Linked DNA regions of Mus musculus: region 2 is linked to region 1. The links are chromatin loops, found by intact Hi-C in ENCODE. Cell type or tissue: heart. All regions are shown on one strand. Links, peaks and the distances in the headings refer to the core of each region. The heading gives the core; the rest is flanking DNA.

What was found. Hi-C counts contacts between places; a loop is a spot of excess contacts. Peaks named below come from ENCODE experiments on the same cell type or tissue, not always from the same donor. Only the 100,000 strongest peaks of a DNase experiment are listed, where the experiment ranks them.
Region 2: it touches region 1 in a loop (3-fold over the local background); 3 of 42 quality-filtered maps call a loop at or near these places.

The regions. Positions count from the first base shown.
Region 1 is chr10:111,573,665-111,579,037 of GRCm38, forward strand. It overlaps Gm30193 (a long non-coding RNA gene), which reads right to left and starts at 92. Exons shown (of 3, transcript XR_380791.3): 1 at 1-92. In heart, for the core only: no CTCF peak of the experiment used is centred there; DNase peaks (open chromatin) are centred at 2,437 and 2,817; H3K27ac peaks cover 3,817 bases.
Region 2 is chr10:111,516,881-111,522,253 of GRCm38, forward strand. No RefSeq gene overlaps it. Among named protein-coding and RNA genes, the nearest start is that of Phlda1, 13 kb to the left of the region's middle. In heart, for the core only: no CTCF peak of the experiment used is centred there; DNase peaks (open chromatin) are centred at 2,891 and 3,301; H3K4me3 peaks cover 666 bases; H3K27ac peaks cover 3,126 bases.

The sequences.
Region 1 (5,373 bases), core at 312-5,311:
AGTCTTCACTTACAACACTCTCAGTGGGTGAAGCAGACTTTTAGGATCAGAGCTGGGGGCTCTTCCTAATGCTCAGAAAGTCGTCACAAAACGTGGTCTACTGTGGGCTCACAGGTGACCTGAAAAGCCAAGTGGTAACATTCCCATCTAGAGAATCGTTGTTATCACAACATACTCGGAAGGTTTATATAGTTCGAGAAATGATAAAAATACCCCGTTCTTCAGAGTCGCGGGTTTTATTCCTTTCAGGAGAAGGGTTGAAGAATTTCTGCTTCCTCTCTCTTGAGTCAAAGTGACTTCTTTTCCTTCTTTGTCCTCAGTCCTTTCATTCCCACCCTGTGGTGCTAACCCTGGACTTTAGTTCCTCAGGAAGACTAGCCCGCAGGCCCCTTCCATTTGGAACATCAACCTGTTGCTGACCCCCCTACCCCCCACTCCCCACCCTTCGGTTACAGCACTAGCCCTTTGCTGGAATCCCCAGTCCCCTTGCCGGTCTCTTCTGCAGGACCACAGCTCCTGGAGGATGGATAAAGCACTGCCTTTGCTTGTTTCTGTAAGCTTCCTGCATAGCAAGCAATGCTGAGCAAGACCTAGCAGGAAGCTGGAGGCAAGGGAAGGAACCCTTAAGGCCAGAGCTCTATATGCAAATGAAGAAAAGCTGTCAGCCCTATAAAAGACTGGCAGTGCATTCTTCCTGTGCTTCCTCATCCCGCCTTCCCTCTATCCTGGTTGTTTCTCCCCCTTCCCCTTTGACAGGCAAGATCTCTTGCAGCCCACGTTGGCTTCAGACTCCTTGGGTAGTTGGGGATGTCCTTGAACTTTTGACCCTCCGGTTTCTATCTGCTGAGTGCTGTAGATGACAGGCCCGGGCCAGCACTGCTGATTTTATGCAGTTTTGTTGTTCAAACCACACTCTTGAGCATATGAGGGAAAAACTATCAACTGTGGTCTATCTCCAGCACTAACGTTTTCTTTTTATTTGAGTAAAGGCTCTTTGGACAAACTTAACAAGAGACCGCCAGTTTCAAGTCACCTCTCCCGCAGTCCTCTTAGCTGACCTAGAGAAGACACCTAGGCTCCCTGTGCTGAAATCTCTGTACAGGGGCTGTTTGTATGGGGCTTTTGGGAGGGCAACGTAGAGGTGGCTATATGTATGATTAGTACCCTAAATTGGTTTTGCTCAGGAATGTGCTCACTTCAAATGTGATAACTCTTAGATGAAAAGCGGTGTATTCCTGGACAGATCACACTAAGCCCGCCCAGTTCTCACAGGGGAGGTATTTATTGAAAGAGGAAGGAAATAAGTGAGGGCGGGTGAGAGCAAGCTATGGGTCAGGGTTCGTGTCTTTTATCAAGGCCTTGACCTAGGTCACACAGGTGATACAGGTAATGCGTACACAGGGGGTATGCGATGGTTGCCATGGCAACAGTCACGGGAGGGTCTTGTCACCTAGGATGTAAACAGCTTCTGTCTGTCTGTGGATGGTTCTGATGCTAACAATGATGGATCCTTCTATCTATTAGCGTGTATGTATTTCCCCAGTGGAAGCTCCTTCGTTCATTGTTCAAGAAACTGCAAGCTGGATATAGTGGCACACAGTGGTATTTGCAGTTTTGGGGAGGCTGACTCTTTAGGATCTTGAGTTCAAGTACAGCCTCAGTGACATAACGAGGTCCTGTCTGAATACATGGGATGAGGGAATGTGTCAGAGGGGAATCAAGCCCAGTGCTCTCCCTCCTTGCTGCAAGTGGCAAACCTGGTTTCACTCCCTTAAACCTTGGTGATGCAAACGCCCATCCCTTGGACATAAGGTCATCTATAGTGTGGAAGGGTGGATGCAGCGGGACTGTGGAGGCTCCCAGGGGAAAGCGAAGGCTTCCGTTTCTGCTTGCTTACTTTTCCCCTCCCCCATGTCACTCTACACATTGAATCTTTAGCTCCTGAAAAGTCAATCAAGCCTTGTGAGTGGGTGTGGGGTCCTGGCAAAATGTCCAAAAGATATTGGGAGGAAGAACTGGAGGCACGAGCGTGTGTGTGTGTGTGTGTGTGTGTGTGTGTGTGTACTGGCACACTGATCCCCAAATAGTACTGTATTGTTGAGTCTGAAAGGTCAAGTCCCTGGGCGAAGCCCTCCTCTGTAGACGAGCCTTTGGCTTGTTGTTTCTTCCATTTCCTGGTCTCTGGAAATCACCTTTCTCCAAAGGTTTCTAGTTCTTGTTTCTCCAGCAGTGCGGTTCAGGTTCCGTAGGAAGATACAAACCTGCCCTGAGGTTCTTGCTATAGCTCACACCAACCGTACCTGAAACTTCCTTCCAATCTCTAGCTCTTGACCTGCCTGTGGATCTCCATGCCGTTCTCCCGCTGAGAAAGGGCAAGGCTGTCCTGTCAGAGGCAGAGCCTCGCTTGCTGGCTATCTTTAGGCAGGCTGGGGAGGAAGGTATGTGCTGTGTAATGATTATGGGTTTAATTCTTGCTTTAGAGAGGAAATGACTCACCCTGTAGATAAACTGGACTTGAAAGAATGTCTGGCTTATGCAAAGCCCTTATTTACATACCAGCCTCTCATTCACAAGGAAATTGTTACTCAAGGACTTTGACTCTGGACGCCTTCCCTTTTATTCCAGGTCTTTGATAAACCTTGGCCTAACAGATCCCTGGGAGGAATTTCTGTAACAGAGGCCTCTCATATCCCAGCTTCCTCTCCCCTCTGAACATCGACGTTGTGTGACTAATAATGGAGATACCCACCCACCCACCCACCCATTTCTAACTCCTCATGTCTCAGAGCCTCTGCCAGTGTGGCTGTACCTACAGCTTCCAGGCGTGTCAGGGTGGGGCTGGTTCACACAATCTGGTTTCCCTTACAGGGTGTAGTAAAGCGTTATTGAGCCAAAGTTAGATGAAGGTGACCCAGTGTCAACCAGCCCTGGCTACTTTTCTTATCAGCAATATGGTCTCTATGTTAGCTTCTTAGCTGCTACCTGACCTACCACGGATCAAGAGACCAGCACCTTGACCTGGACGCCCTTGTCTGCCCATTAATTTGAGCGAAAGAATTCAGCAGCAGGTGTCGCCGAAGCTATCTCTTCTCCAAGTCCCACCCCCCTAAGGAAGAAAGCTATTCCCACTAGACCCTCCCTGAGCTTCCATTAACACAAATCACTGGAAGAGAGGCCGTCTGTCAACACACCTGCATAGACTCTGACACACACAGTCCTCTTCTATTTTTAGTCTTGCTCAATATGCCAAAGAGATTTATACTTCCCTGCTAGTAGGCAGGCCCAGTCTCATTTCAACACGTTCCTACAAACCCCCTAACGTCCCCCAAAATCATTTACTGTTCATTGAAAAAGTGTCCACAGTTTCTGTTCTTCCCCAATAGAACAGAGGTATCATTTTGGAGTTTCTACGTCCTATTGGGCCAGGGGTTAATTGTATTACATGTGTGTCTTCTCTCTAGCTAATTGGTCTTTGCCAGTGTATTCCAGCCAATCCTTGAATGGCAGAGGGGAAATTCCCTTCACTATTCCATATGTAAATGGGAATCTCAGAGCTCTAGGATGGTGACAAGAAAAATTAGGCAATGTAAAGGGTGTGAGGTATTCGCCAGAGAAGATTGCTCAGACTTCAGTTTGAGCCAATAGAAAGTTTTAGTTGGTCTGTGTCTACACGGGGTATTCCAGATCTCAGGGTAGCAGTGAGCCTTCTTGGGGTGAGATTTTAAGCACAAAATCCATCATTTCCTGGGTTGACATATTTCAGTAATAAGAACAGTTAGATAAAAATGGAACTACAGAAACAAAAAAAGCAAGGTTAGTTCATTTAGAGACATTCCCAGAACTATAGACTTTGGTGGACTGGGTCTTTATTTTCATTTTTGGCAGGAGGTGGTGTCTACATGCTGAGTTTTAGGGCCTGAATAGTACTTCTATCATGGAGTCAGTTATGCTAAGGTCTGGGAGGTTTACTAAGGCTTAAAGCCCTTTCCAGTGATAAACTCTCTTGATATCGGAGATGATCGTTAATTAAATGTTTACTCGTGTTGTAAGTTAGTCTGTTTTCTTTGTTTTTTAGGGTTCCCTTTCCGGCCTTTCTAAATTTGTTTCTTCAACTTAAATTTTTGTCCCCGATAACTTTTTAAGTTGAAAAACTCATGTAGGTAGATAGGGTATACCGTTTGCTTAATGGTGGACGATTTGTCAAATAAACAAAACAACAAAGAACAACAACAACAACGATATCTGTCCCAGCTAGAGGATCCCACTCCATGCTCCAAAATTCAGTTTTGCTCTAGAGACTTCTGAGCAGCCAATGTGCGTGAGTGTGTGCCTGCCTGTGTGTGTTCATGTGCACATGTGTGTGTGTGTGTGTGTGTGTGAGATGTTTGTGGGTACTCATGGAGTCTAGAGGTATTGCATCCCCAGTAGCTGTAGTTACAGGCAGCTCAGCCACCTGACATGTGAGCTGGGAATTGAACCAAGCTCCTCTGGAAGAGCAATGCACACTCCTAACTGCTGAGCCATCATGTATTCAACCTCCATGCCTTTCTTGATTCCTTTTGATGTCTTGGGTAACGATTACCAGCAGGCAACTCTGGCAACCGACGGCTCTACCTGACCTTGCCATCATGTAGAATTGAAGTCTTCGGCTCCAGAGAAGGGCTTGCCAACCCCAGCTTCTCATCCTCACGGATGTGGGTTTTTTTGTTTTTTTTGTTTTTAGTTTTTTTCTGAGACAGGGTTTCTCTGTGTAGCCCTGGCTGTCCTGGAACTCACTCTGTAGACCAGGCTGGCCTTGAACTCAGAAATCCGCCTGCCTCTGCCTCCCAAATGCTGGGATTAAAGGCGTGCACCACCATCGTCTGGCTCCTTACAGATTTCTTGTTCTTACTTTTTTGGTCATGTATTTCCTCTGAGACTTCATTTCCTTTTCCCCATGTCTATCATCAACTTCCGTGGTTCCCCTGACCCCGACTTTTCTGTCTTGTGTAGGCAGGGACATGATCTACAGGTTCAGTTTTTCTCCAGTTAACACCCTGAGCCCTTTCACCTCCTCTGTCATATCCTTCCAGAGTCTCCTGTTTCCTCCAGTGTGACTTTTACACTGCCACATCAAAGCTTCTCTCCGAGTGCTGCTAGATAAAAGGTCATTCGACTTTGTCACTGCAACTTTAATGTCTTTGATGTTTGCTAGACTTTCAGTTCTACCTAGCTTTATGTGTTTTTCAATATAAGGCTTTTTCGTTTTCTACCATCACCTTTTTTTTTTTTTTTTTGGAGGGGGGGGGATTTAATTTTTTAATTTTTAGTTTAATTTTATTTACTCTAGTATGGAAAAATTCCAATACACACAAAACCACAGGGAATAGATTC
Region 2 (5,373 bases), core at 100-5,099, 57 kb before region 1:
TTAGATCTTGGGACAGCACCAAGAAGACAGCTGGCTTCTTCAGAGGTTTGAGCACCCTGCTTTGCGGGTTGGTCCTAGCCCTCTAAACATTCATTACAAAACAGAGACCTATTTTGTAGCAGAGGTGCAGGTCCTGTGTAATTTCCTGTGGTGCAGTTTCAAAACTTGCTAGAGGGAATGGCTCTTCAGTGACTCACTCTTGGATTCAGACAGCAAAGGAGACTGGTGAGGTGGATATTACTATCCAAGCTGTGTTTGCAGCCAGGAGAATGAAGGTGTTTCTTCTTGCAGCATACAGGCTTAGAATGGAGACATTGTAACTATCGCCAGAGGTTTACATGAAGTCCCCGGTGCCTGTGACTGGTGCCAGGCAGCTATGGGGTGGTCTGAGACTCATGATTCCACAGCTGGGCCCTGGTTTGTATTTATGCCTCTCCTTGACCGGCATAAATGGTGAATTTGAAGTGAGAACCAAAATGACATTCTGGAAGACAGACAAAGCCCCTTGCAGCCCACCCCCCTTCACAGAGAAGCGAAGGGAGCACAGAGGTACGGGCTCTCCACCCAGGGCAGCAGTTAAAGTCAAAGCCAGGAGAAGAGCTAGAGCTAGAACGGAGTTCTGGGTTTCCCACTGCACAACTCTGTAAGGCTGGAGGGGCAATGTATGCAAATTGAAGGCGAGGTTTTAAAAACATTAATTAATGTCGGGTTGGGGGACCGAGAATCACTTCCCAGTGTTGGGTCTCTTCCTCTACCTTTATAGGCATTTTAGGGGTCGAGCTCTGGTCGCTAGGCTTGCAAGGTAAGAGCGTCTACTCCCTGAGCGCGCCACTGGCCCTGAAGGGCAGTGTTCTTACACATAATCACTTGAAGCGTATAGACCCGATTGTTGTCTTATCAGCGTCCAGATAAAGATTGGTCACACTTTGTTCCTTCAGAGTATAGATATTTGTTTTTAATTTCATAAAGTCCTGAAGGCCTTTACAGATATTGAAAACCATCTATCTAATTTTATAGTTTTTGTAGTGATTTTTAGCCCTTCCAAATGCTATCTACCAGGGTGAACAAAGACCTTAAACAGCAGTGGGACAAATTCACAAAAGAAACCGAAAGTATATATATTTTAAAAATAGACATATTTTATCTGTTTAGTTAGTTATTATTTTTCAAGTCAGGGTTTCTCTGTGTAGCCGTGGCTGCCTAGAACTCATTCTGTAGACCAGGCTGGCCTTGAACTTAGAGCTCTACCTACCCCTGCTCCCAGTTGGTGGGACTAAAGGTGTGCACCCGTAGGACCTGGCAAATAGATATACTTTAAATGTGATTTTTTAATTTTTTATATTACATTCTTGAAATTCTTTTCATTAACAACAATTAATTTGGAAGCTGGATTTTAAAAGCCATTTGGAATTTACGACTTGTAAACTATTTATGGACTATTTTGATGTTGTTAGTCACCCTGAAGTCTTGACGTTGACTGGTTGCTCTGTTACTCGAGGAAGGAGCCGACCAGCATCCTTTGCTTTTCCAGTGTCAGGGGAAATAGTGCCTGCAACAAGTCTTTCTTGGTGTTTGTGTTTGATTTGGTGATGGGGATTTAACTCAGAGTCCTCCGAAAGTTAGAAAAACACTCTCCCCACTCAGCTCCATCTTTTGACCAAAATGAGTTGCAGAGCCTCAAAGCTCTAAGGGCAACTGAGAGATGGCCATATGGTACTTGCTGCTCTTGTGAAGAAGGAGAGGAAAGGCATTTGCATAGCACTAAATCACATCACTGACAACACTTTCTTTACCTGGGTAGTAGAGGATATGGCCCCAGGAGCCAGAGGCAGGACAATCCCTGTGAGTTTGAGGCCAGCTGGGCTACATAGTGAGACCCTGTCTTTAATTGGAAGGAAAAAAGGAAGGAAGGGAGGAAGGGAGGGAGGGAGGGAGGGAGGGAGGGAGGGAGGGAGGAAAGAAAGAAAGAAAGAAAGAGGGAGGGAGGGAGGGAGGGGAGGGAGGGAGGGAGGAAGGAAGGAAGGAAAGAAAGAAAGAAAGAAAGAAAGAAAGAAAGAAAGAAAGAAAGAAAGAAAGAAAGAGGGAGGGAAGGAGGGAAGGGAGGGAGGGAGGAAGGAAGGAAGGAAAGAAAGAGGGAGGGAAGGAGGGAAGGGAGGGAGGGAGGAAGGAAGGAAGGAAGGAAAGAAGGAGGGGAGAAGAAAAGAAAGAAGGGAAAAAAAAGGAGGGGGGAGGGAAAAAAGGGGAAAAAACACCCTCCCATCTAGGACATCAATAGCCCCAAATGACACATTTCCTCCATCTTTTGACTGAAGTGTTCAAGCTAGAGAAGAGTTCAAAACTCAGAGATTATACAAGGGAGGTGGAAGCTGGGTGTGTGGTAGCGCAGACCTTTAGTCCCAGCACTTGGGAGACAGAGGAAGGCAGATTTCTATGGATTTGAGGCCAGCCTGGTCTACAAATGGAGTTCCAGGACATCCAGGACTACACAGAGTACACAGAGAAACCATGTCTTGAATATCACCACAACCCCAACAAACACACACACACACACACACACACACACACAGGAAAGAAAAGAAAAGAAAAGAAAAGAAAGAAAAAGGAAAGAAGAGAGAAAAAAGAAAAAAGGAAAAAATAAAAAAGAAAGAGAAAAATTGAAAGGAAAAAAAAAACCCACATGGGTCCTCAGTAACTGTCCTTGGGTTTACAGTTAACCTACTTTTTAATTCAAAATTATGAACATGCTGCAGGCGACGCCATATTTCTTCTGGCATAAAATGACCTTTCCCGGGGTTTCATTCATAGCACTTGGCTCTGTCTCTGAGTCCCAGTGCTTGTCACAAGGCAGCAGGTTGCCTGCTTGTTCTTATTGGAGTGACAACTGGGCCGTGTGACAGGGGGCAATGCTGACAGGCTGTCTCTCTGACAGCAGATTGTCAGCGTTCTTGACCCGGGCACTCCAAGAGCCTGGGAAAACACTTTGATTTCAATGTGGCCTTCAAACGGAATACCTAGCTCAAGCAAATGACGGTAAAAATAGGTCTGCGGGTCGGCTTTTGTGAAATTAGCTGATTCTCAGCGTCCTCAACCAACTGAGCTCTATGCCAGCGGCATAATCAGGGGGCATTCTTCTTCGTACGCATTTAACCTTGATGCGTAAAACCCGTGTTTTAATTTAGAATTTACCAGCTAGAAATTAATGCCTGGGATTGGGTGAGATACAACGGGTGTCTGTGAATTAAAAAAAGAGGGCCATAGAAGGTATACAGTTGGAAGCGCGTGAGTCGCAAGGTGGGTGGGAGGAGCCTCCGGGCACAGAGGAAGGGCAAGGACTGCCAGCAGGCTTGGGAAGGAGACAGGAGAGGAAGGAACTCTCCCATTTCCTCTACTCCTGCTTTCCGAACCACCAGTGACATTGCCCTTTTGTCAGAGGGAAAGAAATCTTTTCCTAGGACGTTAAACTAAAGGCGTTGGTTGGTTTCTGACAACCGATTATGACAATTATTGTTTAGCAGTGGAGGGAAATGAAGAAATGATGCCCCACCCCCACCCCCCGCAACAATTATCCAATTGTAAGCATGGAGCACGTTCAGATATTAATGCATTCGTTTGACCTCAGTAATGCCATTAAAACGAGTTCAACATTTCTCCCCAGAAAGAGTCACCAGAAAAGGAAATAAACATCAGGTTGTGGAACTCTGTGTGTGTGTGTGTGTGTGTGTGTGTGTGTGTGTGTGTATGTGTGAACTCTGTGTGTGAGTGTGTGTGTGTGAACTCTGTGTGTGTGTGTGTGTGTATGTGCATGGGTGCGCATTTCTACAGGCACCAATCCCTTAAGAAACATTTACTGTGCTTTATTTTGAGTTGGAAAAGCTGCCATTCATTAAACTGTTGCCACCTGGATCCTAAACCTCTAGTAAGAGACCAGATATCTCTCTCGTAGCAGCCAGCTGGCTTGGTGATTATTTCCAACAGAGCCACAGTATGCCTAGCCTCTCCCAGTGCTCCCAGTGAGTGTTCCACAAAGGAAGGTGACAGTAATTATAAGGCTGCTCAAGACATTTGACAGGGTGCCGCCATTGGTGTTCTCAGTCTATTTTGCCAGACTCAATGTTTTTGTTCTATATGTTAAACTTTCTGCAAAAGATTACATTTTATTTAAAAACCGCAGCAACAAAATGGGGTTGTCAATTCTCTTATAAACAAAAAGCGAACTGTCAGACAAAACCCAGGGAATAGAGAGCTCCAAATATTGGAAGTTATCACCCCCACTTTCGGTCTTATTATCAGTGCTTGATTAAATTCGGCCTCATGCAGCATATTTAACCAAATAATAAATAAATAAATAAATCAAAGATGCTTTCATTTTAGAACTCTGCATGACAGACACAGTGGGTGTGAGATTACAGATATATTCGCTTGCTTCACTACAATAGCCATATACTCACCTTTCCCGTTAAAGTATTAGTTTTGCTATTTCCCCTCAGATAAAGGAATCTTACTGCCCTACCCCATTTCGCAGAGTTTCCAAAATAAACACGAGGTTAGTTGTGTACACTGACAATATAATTTGAAAAGTAAGAAGCAAAATAAATCTTCATGAGTAACATGAAGAAACCAGGCCAGAGTTGTGTTTTTTAAAGTAAAATCAGTCACTGTTTGAGTGAGGTCTTGCTAAGCCCTGGTTTATTTTTGAGGTTGCTGGTTGCTGGGAATCCTTTGGAGGATAAAGGCCAAGTCCCTTTGGGCACATCAGACCACCCTCAGAGATACGAAGTGAATCTCAGAGGCATTCCAGAGGGCTGGGAAAAACCTGACAGGAAGTCTTCCCAGAACATCCTACTCCCAAAGTCCCTGCTGGCTCATGACTAGGGCACAATTGTAAATAAAGCAGACCAACTTCAAAGAGTAGCCATCTATGTACATGAGCATCAGGCTCAGCAAATAGGGAAATGCCCTCCTGGCTTTTGGCAACTCAAAGCACCTCTTGTGCCAAGCAAGGGCTTTGCAAGTCGAACCAAGAAAATGCACATGTTCTGTCTACCCAGGGCCATGTTCTATACCTCAACAGGCGCCCCCAGAGTCTCGGGACTCCTCCTCATGTGTCATCTCCCAACTAGATTATCTGGGGTTGGAAAGTTAGGGATGGAAGGAACGGGGGCAAAGGAGTGAAGAGATCAATAAGGCTGGGGTCCAGGTCTCCTTTAATAGCTTTTAACCTCTGTTTTATGGGTGCAGAGGTTACAGGAATGAGCCACGAGTCCCAGCTTAGAATTGTGTGCTGTATTTAGCAGAAAGGAAAGAGTTATTGTTCTGGATCATGCCTATAAGAAGCCAAGAACCAGGAGCCTTCAGCATCCCGTGGGACAATTG